Regions from separate parts of the Homo sapiens genome. Here all the other regions are linked to region 2. Evidence: chromatin contacts called from ENCODE Hi-C data. All regions are on one chromosome and are shown on one strand. Each heading gives the region's core, a stretch centred on a gene start or an enhancer-like site at or near the end of the contact. The rest is flanking DNA. Distances are from core to core; before and after follow the strand shown. Region 1 overlaps PECAM1 (platelet and endothelial cell adhesion molecule 1). Region 2 holds the start of SMURF2 (SMAD specific E3 ubiquitin protein ligase 2). Region 3 has its middle 47 kb from the start of LRRC37A3.

Evidence for each region. Hi-C counts contacts between places; a loop is a spot of excess contacts on that map. Pooled maps may share reads with other maps.
Region 1: a map of K562 shows a loop between it and region 2 (2.1-fold over the local background). The contact joins the enhancer-like site here to the promoter of SMURF2 in region 2. A Hi-C loop is called at or near these places in 1 of 168 maps with a recorded cell type or tissue (K562), 4 of 37 single-sample maps with no recorded cell type and 2 of 50 pooled maps.
Region 3: a pooled map shows a loop between it and region 2 (3-fold over the local background). The contact joins the enhancer-like site here to the promoter of SMURF2 in region 2. A Hi-C loop is called at or near these places in 1 of 168 maps with a recorded cell type or tissue (dorsolateral prefrontal cortex) and 8 of 50 pooled maps.

Annotation. Positions count from the first base shown.
Region 1 is chr17:64,319,225-64,322,603 of GRCh38, forward strand. PECAM1 (platelet and endothelial cell adhesion molecule 1) reads right to left here. Exons shown (of 16, transcript NM_000442.5): 16 at 191-3,379. Among named protein-coding and RNA genes, the nearest start is that of TEX2, 58 kb to the left of the region's middle. RefSeq lists a silencer at 1,813-2,024. Within about 2 kb of position 2,032, at least 10 of the 41 ENCODE cell types and tissues checked have a DNase peak (open chromatin) inside an H3K27ac peak, as active enhancers do.
Region 2 is chr17:64,660,722-64,664,048 of GRCh38, forward strand. SMURF2 (SMAD specific E3 ubiquitin protein ligase 2) reads right to left here and starts at 1,586. Exons shown (of 19, transcript NM_022739.4): 1 at 1,108-1,586. The coding sequence starts at 1,159. RefSeq lists silencers at 1,080-1,279, 1,330-1,729 and an enhancer at 1,880-2,438.
Region 3 is chr17:64,964,206-64,967,972 of GRCh38, forward strand. It overlaps the pseudogene AMZ2P1. Among named protein-coding and RNA genes, the nearest start is that of LRRC37A3, 47 kb to the left of the region's middle. RefSeq lists an enhancer at 1,599-1,648 and a silencer at 1,868-2,031. Within about 2 kb of position 1,931, at least 8 of the 41 ENCODE cell types and tissues checked have a DNase peak (open chromatin) inside an H3K27ac peak, as active enhancers do; they include dorsolateral prefrontal cortex, where a contact is called at or near this core.

The DNA of each region.
Region 1 (3,379 bases), core at 782-3,281, 340 kb before region 2:
GCCACCGCGCCCGGCTGCACCTACTCTTAGAGAATTCTCAGGCCCCACGCCTTACCCCAACTTCTGTTACCAGTGGTGAATCCAATGGGTCTGCAGCAAACTTGATGCTTGCCTTCTCAAAGACAGAACTCAGCTGAGGGGCAGAGGTGGTTTTAAGTGGTTTTAAGGCACAGGGAGAGACCAAGGCAAGTTTTAGAGCAGGAGTGAGAGTTTATTAAAAAGTTTTAGAGCAGGAACAAAAGGAAGTACACTACACTTGGGTCAGGCAGGCAACTTGAGAGATCTAAGTGCCCTGCCTGACCCTTAACTTGGGGTTTTATGTATTTGGCATAGTTCTGGGATTTACGTCTCATCTCCCCTGATTCTTCCCTTGCAGCAGGCTGTCCGCGTATGTGGTGACCTGCCAGCACTTGGAAGGGGTCGCATGCACAGTGTGATTACTGAAGTTGCGCGCATGCTCACTTGAGGCATTTTTCCCCTTACCAGTCGTGCGTTCCCAGAGGAAGGTAGGTCATATACTGGTTAAATTCCGCCATTTTGCCTCTTGGTGCGCATGCTCCAGGCTGCTTGCCCAGCTCCTGAGATCTTATCGGGAAGCGGCTGATCACCAGATCAGGGTGTTTTGTATCTATTGAGAGACTGTCCTTGCTTGGAGCTGGCTGCAACCAATTATTATTTTACAGAGACAGTTTAACAACCACCTGACCATCACCTGATGGTAGCCTGACATTCCTGTGGGGGCCCTCACCTGTCCTGCTCATGTTTGCCTAGCTCCCTACTCTAACATTTCCACTCTGTGGACCCCAGGTTGAGATCTTCTGCAGGGAAGACTGTCCTCAAATAGCCTGCTGGGGAGACATCTCCTTCCCGTTTACCTTTCCATTTGCCCTTGCGGTGTTAGGCAAAGGCTGAAGCTGGCCTCTGTGGCAGAGGGTTTCTTCCCAACACGCCAATGACGCTGGTGGAGAGTCTTAAAAACAGCTGTGCTGGGGAGAGTTCTTGGTGTGTACCTTTCAGAGACCTCCTCCTTAAGACTCTCAAAGACTGAGTCAGGCCAGTGGGAGCCTGGCAGCAATTCTTAGGGGACAGTGACAGCTTTTTGAGGAGGACTAATTGGCTTCTAGGGCTGGAGGCCACTTGGGTCTGACAGACTGCCCTGCTGCCATCCCTCCAGGGCACCCCCCACTCCCTTGCCTCAGGGCCTTCCTGCACTTCTTCCTTTTGTCCTCAATGTTCTTCACCCCACCTTTTCCACTGGTACCCTCTGCCTATGGTCAAGGCTTTGGTGAGACCCACTTTCCTCTTAGACCTTCCTGGATCCCCCAAAGTCTGTGTTGGAAGCCCCTCCCATGTGCCCTTGTTTGAGCTTTTAATTTTCCACCATGACGCTTGTCACACTGCTTTGTAATTGGCTCTCTGTTAGTCTGCATCTCTACTGGGTTGTACCTTCCAGGAGGACAGCTGCCATGTGACTCTTGTAATCTTCCCACCGCCAACACCCAGCACAGCGTCAGGAACACAGAGCATGATGAGCACAAGCTTGTTGAGCAAACAGACAAATAACTGGATGCTTCTGTGCAGAGTTTCTCAACCTGGCCATTATTGGCATTTGGGACTTGATCATGCTTGGTCGTGGGAGACGGTTCTGTGCCTGTAGGATGTTTAGGAGCATGCTTGGTTTCTACCCACCAGATGCCGGGAGCACACCCACCCAGCTGTGACAACCAAAAATGTCTCCAGACACCATTCCAAAACCAGCGGGAGACAAAATCGCCCGACAGTCGTTGCTTTAGTGAGTGAATGTTGACCTAAGCGTCACTTCGCCTGTCTTGAGTCTAGGTCGGGGAGTGGGTTCAGTTAGCCAATCAGAGAACGCTGATGGGGCGACCAGTATATGCTCATGAAATGGGTGGCTGACCTCTTGGGGTCAGAAGAGGGAAAAGTTTTACTGTGTGTTGGCTAAGGACCATTTTAAGTCCTTCAGTGACCGATTACCACATGAGAACACAAGAGGGCGCTCTAACTAATGAGTTCCGCGGCCGAGAAAACTCCTGGAGTGGGTGCTCCTGGGATGCTTCAGGTTTAGACACCGGGGTTACGGCAGCTGCCGAGGAAGGCTAAAGCCAGCGTCCTGGATTCAGACAGACCTTTTAGCCATTAAATCCACTAAGAAAGATCCCTGCGCATGAAGTTTCCTCCTCGGAAATATAGGCAGAAGGGAAAGTAATTTTAAACTCATGTGTGCTCCACAGGCCGGGGGCGGTGGCTCATGCCTGCAATCCCAGCACTTTGCGAGGCCAAGGAGGGAGGATCACTTGAGCCCAGAAGTTCGAGACCAGCCTGGGCACCATGGTGAAACCTCATCTCTGCAAAAAAAAAATTAAAAATTAGCCAGCTATGGCGGCTCACGCCTCTGGTCCCAGCTACCCAGGAAGCTGAGATGGGAGGATCGCTTGAGCCCAGGGGTTCGAGGCTGCGGTGAGCCATTGTTGTGCCACTGCACTCCAGCCTGGGCAACAGAGCAAGCCCCTGTCTCAACAAAACAAAACAAAACAAAAAATTCAGTCGTGCTGCATAAGTAAGGCACCAGGAGTAGGAATAGGGTCTTTGCAGCTCCCGTGGCAATTGCCCTTCTCTGGTGGTGGCAAGGGACTAAGGAACTCCCTGGACACAGGGGATCTGGCTGTCCCCAGATCATCAACAGAGACATGAAGGTCGTTAGAGGTCGTCTGATCCTTTGACCTCAATCTGAGCCCACCACTCAGAAAACCTGGAAATTGTATGACATTTTCGTGATACAACTCGGTGTGTGTGTGTTGGGGAAAGGAACCAACAGCTTTCATCATATTGTCAAAAGAGTCTAGGCTGGGCATGGTGGCTCACGCCTGCAATCCCAACCCAAAGGCCTGTGGAGCACACATGAGGACAAGGCGGGCAGATCACCAAAGGTCAGGCATTCGAGATCAGCCTGGCCAACGTGGTGAAACCCCATCTCTACTAAAAATACAAAAATTAGCCAGGCGTGGTGACATGTGCCTGTAATCCCAGCTACTCGGGAGGCTGAGACAGGAGAACTGCTTGAACCCAGGAGGCGGAGGTTGCAGTGAGCAGAGGTTGCGCCGCTGCAGTCCAGCCCGGGCAACAAGAGCGAATCTCCGTCTCAAAACAACAAAACAAAAACATAGACCTGCTCGGTTCTCTCTGTGACTTCAGAGGCCCAAGGAGTCCTCAGCACTATAGATGCATGTGGCCCCTCAGAAGACAACATTTCACAGATCTGCAAAGAGCAAAGGTCAAATTTATTTAATACAACATCCACGAGGGTCCCTGCAGCTGTGTCACTGAGGCAAACAGGAAAAGTGATTTTGGCTAGGCGTGG
Region 2 (3,327 bases), core at 336-2,835:
GAAAATTATCTTTCTCACCACTCACCCGAATACAAACGTGGACAATTTATCAGGGGTAAATGGTGAAGGTAGGATAACGCCGTGATTCCAATTCCTTTACAAACCAAATAAAAGTTCTCCTAAAACGGGGGTGGCATGTCCATGTAAGAATACCAAAAATGGCACTGTAAGCAAAACGTACCTGTAATGTTAAAGATTTCATGCACCTGGAATCATAAACACTTTGTAAGTGTAGTCTTCTATCTGGCAACCCCTCCGGACATTCTTTTCCATTTCGAAAAAGGAATGGGGAGGGTGGGGAGAGTAACAGAAAGTTTGCTCGAAAGTTTGTATGAGCACATACTTAGCAATGCACCCCCCCCAAAAAAGTGTGTTTTTAAAGCAGGTCTGGCGTTAGAAGTTAGACACAAGTTCTGCGGCCTAAAAGGAACAACCCCAAACATGCCACCCTACAATCAGACACTTCCAAAACACAGTGTACAATGAGCCCAAGCCGTCGGATCAGACAGGCACACCGGAAAAGTCAACCTGTCTCCTCACCTCAGAGACATGAGTTTAAGGTGTGTGGCCCGGGCAGCGGTGGCCGGCGGCGGGGAGTAAAGGTTTTTCATGCGGGCATAACTGGGTGTGTGCAAGGTAACAACCCGGGAACACACACGCACACCCTCCCGTTAAGCGCTCCATCTTTAAGGAGTGTTTACTGCGCGCAGTCAGCAACCGGATTCAATAATCCTCGCCACGGGAGCTCTTCATCCCCTTCACGATCTCACCTGGGCGGTAGCCCAGGGGCTGTTCCCCGAGCCCCGGGAGGCAGCGTCTGGCTCCTTGACCAAGACTTTCCGACCTGAAATCCGCCTGCGATGCGAACCGGTGTATTCTCCCCTCCACAAAACACCACCCCCCGCCCCGAGTCATCCTCGGCTTTTTAAACAATGTCCAAACCAGAGCAAGTGGTTTTCCAATTACTCTCCCTGAACTAGGCCTTCCCATTCCTCCGACCCCCAACTCATCATTGATCGCGACCCTGGCCCTTCCCAAGGCCACAGGCACCCCCCGCCAGCTCGCCCACCCCGCGGCTGCCCAGCCCGGCCCGCCGCCCCCCCTCACCTGTCAGGCGCAGCTTGACGGGCCCGTTCCTCCGGCCTCCGGGGTTAGACATGTCCCCGGCGGCGGGGGCGGCGGGGGCGGCGGGCGGCACGGGGGCGACGGCGAGGCGCGGCGGAGTCACCACAGCGGCCGGGGCTGGGGCCCGAGCAGCCGGCGCCTCGGCCGCCACGGCCGGAGGGTCCCGGATGTGCCGAGAGTCGTCGCCATGAGCCGCGGAGGGAGCGGGACGCCGAGCTCCCCCCTCCTCCCACTTCTCCTTCCTCGGCCCGGGCCGCACAACAAAGCGGCAGCCGCGGCCGCCCGCGCCGCCTCCGCCCGCGCCCCCGCCGCCTCCTCGCGGCCGCCGAGGCCTTTCCCTCCTCTCGTCTCGGCGAGGCCCAGTAGCCGACGGGGCTGGTCGGCTGAAGCGGGCGGTGCTCGGGGGCGCCGGAGCAGAACTCTGGGCTCGGCCGCTTCCTCCTCCACCCGCCCTCTTGTCTGAGGGACCCGGGACCTGGGGCCGCCGCCGCCACTCGTCGGCTCCGGGGGGCGGGGAGGAGACGGGAGGCGGGGCCGGCGGGGCGGGGCGGGGCCGGGGCGGGGCCGGCGGGCGCGCGCAGGGTGCCCTGGCGGGCACCGGCAGTCAGGGAGGGTGTGAGCTGCCGCCGAGGGTCCCACGCGGAACGCTGGGAGGGAGCAGGCAGGGAGCAAAGCGGCGGCGGGCGCGGCAGCTCTGTGGCACCTGGAGGGGTTTACTGTCCGGGCCACTTAAGGGAGAACTTTTGTCCAAGCAGGGCCAACTGCATTTTATTAGACGCCCACTGCGTGCAGGGCGCTCCGAGAGGCTGGGGCGAGGAAGGTTAGAACCGAGTCCGCTGCCTGCCGGGAACTTGGCGTCTTTCGGGCGAGGGAAGAGAAAGCATTCCCACGCCGATGGTTCCAGCAAAACCCCAGGAATGCTCTGCTCCTGGTCTTGTAGTTGACACCTCCATCCGGGACTCACCTGGTGGAGGAGATCAGGTTACCTGCCGACTCCCGCTCTTTTCAGGTGCAGCCAAGGATGGGGAGATGATACGTCTTAAAGGATTAACAAGATAAACCTTGGAGAGTAATGTATGAAGAGTTGTTCATACGCTACTGTATTTCGTTATCTCAGGAGGAGAAAGAGAAAAGTTTTTAAAAAATGTGTACCTTATCCTTTGACATTGTAACTGTACTGCTAGAAATTTATTTTTTATTTTTTTGTTTTTAGACAGGGTCTCCCTCTGTCGCCCAGGCTGGAGTGCAGTGGTGCGAACACGGCTCACTGCAGTCTCAACTTCCGGGGCTCAGGTGATCCTCCCACCTGAGCCTCTGGAGTAGCTGAGACCACAGTGTGCACCACTACGCCCCACTAATTTTTGTATTTTTAGTAGAGACATGTTTAGTAGAGACGTTTAGGTTTTCCCATGTTGCCCAGGCTGGTCACGAACTCCTGACCTCAAGCGATCAGCCCGCCTCGGCCTCCCAAAGTGCTGGGATTACAGACCTGAGCCACCGCACCGGCCCTATTCTTGACAAATAATCGTACAGAAGATGTTCTTTGCTATATTCCATTAATAACAAAAGGGGAATGAGGGAATAGCATAATAGTCCAGGAACCGCATGGTTTTTTATGCAGCCATGTAACTATTTTTATGAAGATCATATAATATGGAAGAATGTATATGTAATGCAAAGTTTAAAAACAGAATAGAAGTTGTATGCATATACATGCGAAAGTATCTAGCACAATGTAAACTACTAAGGACAATAGCGTGGGGGATTTTTTATGTGATTCGTTAGTTTTGCTTTAGGCTATTATAACATTAATGCAATTTTAAATGTTTTGGATTAATATATTTTAATCCTTATTCCATGCCAGTCATTTCTTTTAATACATCAGTGAACTCACTTCTCCAGATAGTTACCTGCGAGAACATTTCATCAGTTTGGATACAGCCCTACAATTAAAAGTAATCCAAAAAAGTATATGAAGTTCTAGACATCACACTAAAAATACCACAGATAGGCCGGGCACAGTGGCTCACGCCTGTAATTCCAACACTTTGGGAGGCCGAGGTGGGCGGATCATTTGAGGTCAGGAGTTTGAGACCAGCCTGGCCAACATGGTGAAACCCCGTCTGTACTAAAAAAAAATACAAAAAAATTAGCCGGGCCTGGTGGCGCATGCCTGTGGTCCCAGCAATTAGGGAGGCTGAG
Region 3 (3,767 bases), core at 681-3,180, 300 kb after region 2:
GTAGTGTACTACATGGGTGGGTCAGTTGTAAAGAAGAAAAAACTGATCCATGAGCAGACACTAAAGAAAACAGTGGGATGAAATCAATACTGGGTTAAGTATGGCAGTCTGTGAGTTTGAACATATTGCCCCAATAGATTTTGTTTTAACTATTTTCCAGTAGACATTTTTTTTCATAATGCTTTCTTTTAATGCCTCAACTAGTCGCAAGAGCTTTACTAAATATTGCAACTCTTGGCGGGGCACGGTGGCTCACGTCAGTAATCCCAGCACTTTGGGAGACCAAGGCAGGCAGATTGCTTGAGCTCAGGAGTTCCAGACCAGCCTGGACAATGTGGAAAAAATCCCATCTCTAAAAATTAAAAATAAAAAAAATACACCGGGCATGGTGGTGCACACCTGTAATCCCAGCTACTTGGGAGGCTGAGGTGGGAGGACCACTTGACTATGGGAGGTGGAGGCTCCAGTGAGCCGTGATCATGCCACTGCACTCCAGCCTGGGCAACAGAGCGAGACCCTATTTCATAAATAAATAAATATCGCACCTCTCTTTTTTTGGTACTAAGGCAGAACTGTACATAGACTGATTTCTCCAACTTTGAGCAACCCCAGATGGCTCTACTTGAACAGAAAAGAAATTGAAAGTTTAATCGTGTATAATCCCTTGTAAACAACCTGGGGGAAAAATGGTTAGGTTCTCGCCGGTGATATTTTACTTCAATGAGGTCATGTAGCACAGTGAAAATAACGAATAACTCAGCATTAGGGAGAATTGGGATCTGATCCCATTTTTGCCATTGGTTACATGACACGCAAGTTTACTCGGCTGCTGCAGGCTTGTGTCCTCATGCATGAAATGGACTAAACAATCTCCACATTATTAATGCTTTACGACTCCGCTTTCCAAAAATGGAAATGCATTTGAAGACAATACCAGGCCCTTGAAAATGAAGACGGGAGGGTAAAAAACAAGCTGCAACAGAGAACAGTATCAAGCTTTTAAAGAAACAAGTTAACACCGAAGCCAGAGGCCTTTAATGTAGACATTAAACGGTGTCTACATACACCCTTTCAGCTTGAATGTCAGCACCGGCTGTACTGACAGAAGATTTACATGACCTTTTCCTGAAATAAGCCTTCCTCTCCTAGTAACTCAATACCACGGGTACATTTTTCCAGGTACACTAGAGTTGGGTACTGCTCTAGAGCTGCACTGTCCAATACAGTAGCCACAAGCCACATGGGGCTGTTGAGCACTTGAAAATGTGGCCAGTTGGAAGTAAGACGTACTGCAAGTGTAACATACATACAGGAATTTGAAGACGGTAAAAAAAAAAAGGATATAAAATATTCAGCATTGATATTGATTGAAATAATATTTTGGATGCACTGGATTAAATAGAATATACTATTAAAATTAACTCCACCTGCTTCTTTATGCATTTGCTAATACGACTACTAGAAACATTAAGCTTACATAGGTGGCTTGTATTATATTTCTATTGGACGGTGCCATTCTAGATATCCGAATCTACAAAGTGACTGAGATTCAAACTCTTCAATGAAGCACTTTTTAAATGCTCTACTTGAGAATTAATTCCACTCACTGCTCTGCTGCCGTCGCGGTCCTGACTTTCCAAGGCTGTGCCCAGAGCGCGGCACACGTGGCTCTCACACAGGCAGGCCTGCACGGCACGCAGCAGTGGAGGAGGTTACCCTGGGTCGCCGACGCCAGGGGAAGCCAAGCGACCGACCCCACACTTCTGAGCCCCGCCGGGGAAGTCCCCGGGCGCGGAAACAGGTGGTGCGCCGGCGGTTCGCAGCTGCTGTGCCCGCTGGCCTGGGCGCAGCCGGGGACAGCGACGCGTTTCCTGCCCGGGAAGGGCCCGAGCGCAGGGCCGGCTATAGCGGTCCCGCAGCTGCCTGCTTCGATTTTAGCACTGCTGCTCCCTAGAGGGAGCAACGCGGCCCTCTGTCCCTCGTAGGGCTTGAAATGTAAATTATTCATATCAGGGGAATGTGTGCTTCAAAAAGCAAGCTGGACAAGAACCGACGGGTAATCCTCGCCAAATTCTTCTATTTAACCCTCACCATTAAAAGTCTGAGGCCTGAAAAATCTCTTGACTGGAGAGATATTAACTCCACAGGTAAACGGGATCAGGATCTACGACATAAATGAATCAAATTCACTGATTTCTAAGATTATTTAGACAGTAGAAAATTATTAATCCTTTTTATTAGTTCAATACTTCATTCAGCATTTGCAGAGCAAAATCTGCTTGGATTTATTTAGTGAAAATTATCTTCTAAAACTACAAAGATTTAACCACAGTACATAAAATTTAGTTGCAGTAGGCAAATTATATTTTTAAGCTGAACCCTAAGAAATTGTCCAAAAATATGTACAATAGTTATGCACAGCACTTATGATTGCTGAATAAATGCATCATATAAAATTTAGTTCAGTTTTTAGCAAGAGTGAACGATTTCTTAGATGATTTTTCTCCTGGTCTCATAGTGCAGAGTATTCACAAATGGACCTTATATCTTCTCCAGACAACCGTCATCCCCAATTTATTCACCTAGGCAAATCTTAGTTCAAAAGAGTTTGTGAGAAAGGCTGACCTACAGGACTAAAACCGTGCTTACATTGTAGGAAAATAAAAGAAAATGTAATCGAATGGACAATAATTTTTAAAGCACATTATTCAAGGAGGAATAAGCCCTGTAACAGAATCCATAAAACACCATGCTCCATCAGTCTCTTTTTGCTAACAGAATGACCAAGTATTCTCTCCAATTAATTTTAATAGCAAACCACCATTTCCTAAAATGACTTAAATGGGTTCAATCAAGTAGGAGAATGAATCCAAGGGAAACCACTGACTAGGGGTATAAAATGTGCCTTACATCATATTGCATACATCAAACAATCAAAGAATTTAGGCTTCAAATTACAAGAAAAAAAAATACCTTTAAGTCTTACCCTCAAGGTAAGATAGGAAAGTGGGAAATGCTGTCTGCTCACTGGCATTCCATAAAATATTCACTGTAATTTCTGGATTTCCAAGACACATCTATCTAGCAGAGGTGGTTTGTCAAGTCTGAGCTTTTCCACCTGTCCACCCCTGTAGCAATGGGGCTGATGTTCACAACCTGCAGACCATCATCAGCATTCATGGCACCCCGACAGATAACCCCATTAAACTCTCTCCCTGACTCAGGTAAACACTTCACAATGTGAGAAGGTGAGAAAGACATTATTACTGAAATAAACCTGAAAGCTGCTCTAAGTCTATAGAGAAAGTGTAACACTCACAAATATAAATACCATTACACACTATTTGTAAGATCCCTCATAAATGACTATGTTATAGCTGAGACCTGCAACGGAACTCCCACCACCAAATGTTGTGGTAGTGTAAGGACCATTGTTATTTTCACTTGCAAATATTCCTGAGAGGTCGTATTTTAAGCTGCTAAAAACTAAAACAGGAATAAGGTGACAACCAGCAAAAGAAAAAAAATGAGCTAATGCACTCGAGAGAGTAAGGAAGGCTCACGGAAGAGGAGGGCTGTGGTGATCAGAGTCCACGGACGTCCAAAAATGTGACTTGGCTGGCCCTAACAGAGGGGAGCAGCTCTTCTAAAAACAAAATCACCCCCTGGAAATTATGTTGGTTGGTTCCTTGGGGCATCTACAGTTCTTTTTCAAGTTATTTACTTGCTCATTACCGCCAGTCCCAGCTTTCTTGGGAGACCTAAAC